Regions from separate parts of the Homo sapiens genome. Here region 2 is linked to region 1. A link is an interaction called in ENCODE POLR2A ChIA-PET data of the cell type or tissue named here. Cell type or tissue: OCI-LY7. All regions are shown on one strand.

Region 1 (2,500 bases):
CTGCCGAGTGGCTGGGACCACAGGCGCCCACCACCATGCCCGTCTAATTTTTTGTATTTTTTTTTTTTTTTTTTTAGTAGAGACGGGATTTCACCACGTTAGCCAAGATGGTCTCCATCTCCTGATCTCGTGATCCGCCCTCCTTGGCTTCCCAAAGTGCTGGGATTACAGGCGTGAGCCACCGCGCCCGGCCTGGCACCTGCTTCTTTTAATTCATGAGCCTGAGTGTTTCAAGCCCACACAGCCAATCTGATGCCGTCCTCATAACCCTGTGATGGGACGGATCATGTCTAAACTGCCCATGCAGAAGAATACAACTTAGAAAAGTCACTTGAAGAACTCAATCACGTTTACTGCTGGGAGGGAGGGATAAAGGTCATTTTCCTTCATAATTATAAGATACAATAATTAACCTGGTTAGTTACATGATGAATCATTGAGAGCATTATCAGAGGCTATGTTAAGCCTTAGCCTTTCTAAATTATTTTATTTCCCTAACTATTAGAAATACAGTGAAAGTCTGAGTAGACTGCTTATCTATTACATTTAACCCTTTTTTTTTTTTTTTTTTTTTTTTTTTTTTTTTTTTTTGAGACGGAGTCTCGCTCTGTCGCCCAGGCTGGAGTGCAGTGGCACAATCTGGGCTCACTGCAAGCTCCAGTTCCCAAGTTCCCACCATTCTCCTGCCTCAGCCTCCCAAGTAGCTGGGACTACAGGCGCCCGCCACCACGCCCGGCTAATTTTTGTGTATTTTTAGTAGAGACGGGGTTTCACCGTGTTAGCCAGGATGGTCTCGATCTCCTGACCTCGTGATCCGCCCGCCTCGGCCTCCCAAAGTGCTGGAATTACAGGCATTAAGAAATTACAACTATTTCTTAACTTAAGAAAGTTTAATATTGGCCGGGCGCGGTGGCTCACGCCTGTAATCCCAGCACTTTGGGAGGCCGAGGCGGGCCGATCACGAGGTCAGGAGATCGTGACCATCTTGGCTAACACGGTGAAACCCCGTCTCTACTAAAAATACAAAAAATTAGCCAGGCGTGGTGACAGGTGCCCGTAGTCCCAGCTACTCAGGAGGCTGAGGCAGGAGAATGGCGTGAACCCGGGAGGCGGAGCTTGCAGAGAGCCGAGATCACATCACTGCACTCCAGCCTGGGCGACAGAGCGAGACTCCGTCTCAAAAAAGAAAAAAAAAAGTTTAATATTAATATTGTCATCTTTCTGCTTTTAAGCTTGTACATCAAGTAACAGAATGTCATGGTTGTTAAAAAAAAGAAAAAAAGTAAAAGAGGTGCATTTACAGGGAGGAGCCAGAAGAGGGCATCATTTCTATACGCTTAGCAGATGCCAAAAGAGGAGAGATGAATTTTCAGCTTGTTTTCTAGTTATTAGTGATCTAAAAAAGTTCTATCATAATTGTTTACTAATTTTGTTACTTTACTTAAAGTACATTAAAAAAGTTACTTGGGGAACTGTTAAACAGTCACTTTTTTTTTTTTCTTTTGAGATGGAGTCTCAGTTGCTGCCCAGGCTGGATGCAGTGGCATGATCTTGGCTCACTGCAACCTCCGCCTCCCAGGTTCAAGCGATTCTCCTGCCTCAACCCCCCGAGCAGCTGGGATTACAAGCGTGTGTCACCATGTCCAGCTAATTTTTGTATTTTTATTAGAGACAGCGTTTCACCATGTTGACCAGGCTGGCCTCAAACTCCTGGCCTCAAACGATCCTCCCACCTCATCCTCCCAAAGTGCTGGGATTACAGGCATGAGCCACCGCCCTTAGCCAAACATTCACTCTTGAACCCCATCTGGCCCCACCAAATTAGAACCTGTGTGTGTGAGGCCAGGAAGGTTGAATTTGAATCAGTTTGCAGCTGATCCTGGAGCGTGGGTCCAGGAACCACATTAAAAACCCTCTGCACGGATTGCCAAATGCCCGTGGATGGAGGCACAGAAGGTGATGATGCCAGGTTGTCCTGGGGAGCTTCCTAAAGGCAAGAGAGCCTATGAAGGTCTGGGTGCTTTGATAATTCGAATGTACTACAGATGAACCACCACGGTGGCATCAAAGAAATTATTTTAAGACCACAAAACTAAATATCCAGTTATGAAATTTTAGGGGAAAAAGCCAGCCTATAATCAGAAAAATTTTTAAATAAATCAAAATATTTAAAATTTTTTGTACTATCGCTCTACAAAATGAAGAACTGAGGCTCATTTTTTCTTGTTTTTAAATTGTTTTAATAGTTGAAAAAATAGCACAACACATATTACCACAATTTATTATTCTTCACTAGATTCTTATAGCATGTCTACTTCCAAGGAAATCTGGGGGGCATTTTATCTTAAATTGCACATATCCAATAAGATCATCAAAAGAGAAATAAGTAAAAGCTAATAAAAAGGAAACTGGGTGCAGAGGGTGTAATGATTCCTGGAATTACTGCAACTGAATGTTACATTTAGCTTTAGGTTTCCCCGTGTCAAAAAGGGAAGGATGT
Region 2 (2,500 bases), 940 kb before region 1:
TCTAACAAAGTCTAAGGTTAATAAATATCTTTATCCTACTCATGAACAGCGACCTTAGAATGCTGTAACTTCCCTTTGAATCCACTTATCATCTTCCATGTTGTTATCTATTATTTTAGTTCCACATTTGTTTGTAATCTCAAAAGGAGTTGTTATTTTTATATTTGAGATAGGTGTTTATTTAGAGTTTCCAAGTTTTCTGTTGTTTGTTTTAAGCTCATTGCTTCATGCACTCTTCTCCCTTCTGGGCTAAATTTTCTTCTTGCTGAAGTAGTAACAGTAATTCCCCACCCTGGGCCAGGCCCACTTCAGGAGCTTGCACTCCTTGGCTCTTTCATCCTCAGTTTCTGCCTTTGGGTGGCCTGCCCCAGGGTGTTTCTCCATCTGCCTCTGCTTCCTCCCTTACAGGCCAGCTGGAGATTTCCTCCAACCTGCCCACTCTGTAAGGTTCCTTCTTTTCTCTTTCTTCTAGCACTTTCTCTTTCTTGCTTCTGAGCTTGGGTATATACTAGTGAATAACTAACTTTACCCAGATTTCTATGCATTTGAAGAAGAAAGAATGCGGATGAGGGATCTCAACTGGAAGTCCAAACATTATCCTCAGAGAGTGTGGGCTAAGCGATCCGTCATTTTATGGCATTGTAATAGCTGGTGAAACTTCAGTGAAAGAGCTCAATTTTCTGTGACTTTTTTTTTTTTTTTTTTGAGACAGAGTCGGCCGGGGTGCAGTGGTGTCATCTCAGCTTACTGCAACCTCCGCCTCCTGGATCCAAGCGATTCTTCTGCCTCAGCCTCCTGAGTAGCTGGGATTACAGGCGCGCACTACCACACCCAGCTAATTTTCATATATTTAGCAGAGATGAGGTTTCACCATGTTGGCCAGGCTGGTCTCGAACTCCTGACCTCAAGTGATCCGCCCACCTCGGCCTCCCAAAGTGCTGGGATTACAGGTGTGAGCCACCATGCCCAGTTGTTCTTTCTTCTTTATTTGAATATGTGAGCTCAATTATAGTGGAAGTGAATTGAGAGTATTATGGCATATAAAACTGGAACCAACGAGTCTCAAATCACTTCATATCGTTTTCCTGGAATGGTTTTTAGGGTAAGCACAATATTTAATCAGTTGATATCAGTTCTGGTCCTTATCACTTGTAAATGAGTGTGATTGTTCAGTTTAATAACAAGTGCTCATGAACCCCATTACTAAAAATATGAGATATAGCTCCTAGAATACAATCGTACCCCAGTGCCACCTAGAGGAAAGAATTTGCATCGAGAGGCTGGGCATGTCTGTTTCTGTACATCCTGGCCACTGAGGTACCGCTTTTGCCTTTTGTATTTCTTTTGTAAAATGAGGCCATCCACAAGACTAGTGTGTCATAGAAATAATTACATAAAATTTCTTATAACTGAAGTCACTAACTAGTAATAATTTTAAGGAAGGCATGCTAATACTTTTAATTAAAAGACTGTAATTTAGGCTAAAGAAAAACCTACTGACTAAAAGTGAACATTACTTTTAATTTACAACACAGAAAGCTGTTGAAAAATAAAAATAACTGGCCATCTTAGGGCTCAAGCCAGCTCTGATGCCAGAATTTTTCCTATTCTATTCTTGAGATATTGGCTGAAAGCTACCTGCTGTGTCTTCCTAATCTTAGAATTCCCCTTCCTGGTAAGTGTGTTGTCTGTCTTATTATACTTACTATGAGAAACGGACATTTGCGCCATTTAGAGAGACTGACAATAAGAATAATATCATTTACTGAGCACTGGCTTTGAACCAGGAGAATGCACACAAAGTGATAATAACTCTCAGCACAGCAGCTGGGATTGAAATCCTGAAGGTCTTGCCTCCTAGTCCATTTTTTTTTTAAGACGGAATCTTGCTGTGTTACCAGGCTGCAGTGCAGTGGTGTGGTTTTGGCTCACTGCAACCTCCACCTCCTGGGTTCAAGTGATTCTTCTGCCTCAGCCTCCCAAGTAGCTGGGATTACAGGCACGTGCCACCATGCCTGGCTAATTTTTGTATTTTTAGTAGAGATGGGGTTTCACCATGTTGGACAGGCTGGTCTTGAACTCCTGACCTTGTGATTTGCCTGCCTTGGCCTCCCAAAGTGCTGGGATTACAGGTGTGAGCCACCGCGCCTGGCCCTAGTCCATTATTTTTTATATCAGCGTTTTTTAATTTATAAAAAACAGAAAGTTAAGAAGTTACTTAGGTCAAGCACGCAGGCAGGAGGTAGGGATACAAAGATGACTGCTAAAATGTGTTTGCCTTTACGAGGTTGTTCTCTAGCTGGGGGCTAACATCCCCAATCCTGATGTGATGTGATGTGATCAGAGGGAGGACGGGAGAATTGTGCTGAGTGCTGTGGAAATGTAAGAGAGGAAGGGATTAATTTTAGGGTGGAGAAGGATGGAAAGAAATTTGGTGACAGCTTCACAGAGGAGCAGACATTTGCACTGGTCCTCGAGCGATGACTGCATTCATGATATG

The links. Peaks named below come from ENCODE experiments on the same cell type or tissue, not always from the same donor. Only the 100,000 strongest peaks of a DNase experiment are listed, where the experiment ranks them.
Region 2: POLR2A ChIA-PET joins it to region 1 with 9 read pairs; 1 of 35 experiments calls an interaction of 5 or more read pairs at or near these places.

The regions. Positions count from the first base shown.
Region 1 is chr6:158,690,349-158,692,848 of GRCh38, reverse strand. The region is part of intron 6 of SYTL3 (synaptotagmin like 3); the gene reads right to left. Among named protein-coding and RNA genes, the nearest start is that of SYTL3, 42 kb to the right of the region's middle. In OCI-LY7, a CTCF peak has its summit at 1,314 (motif pointing right); a DNase peak (open chromatin) is centred at 1,318.
Region 2 is chr6:159,632,146-159,634,645 of GRCh38, reverse strand. It overlaps LOC124901450 (a long non-coding RNA gene), which reads left to right and starts at 924. Exons shown (of 2, transcript XR_007059840.1): 1 at 924-2,500. In OCI-LY7, a CTCF peak has its summit at 1,250 (motif pointing left); a DNase peak (open chromatin) is centred at 1,265.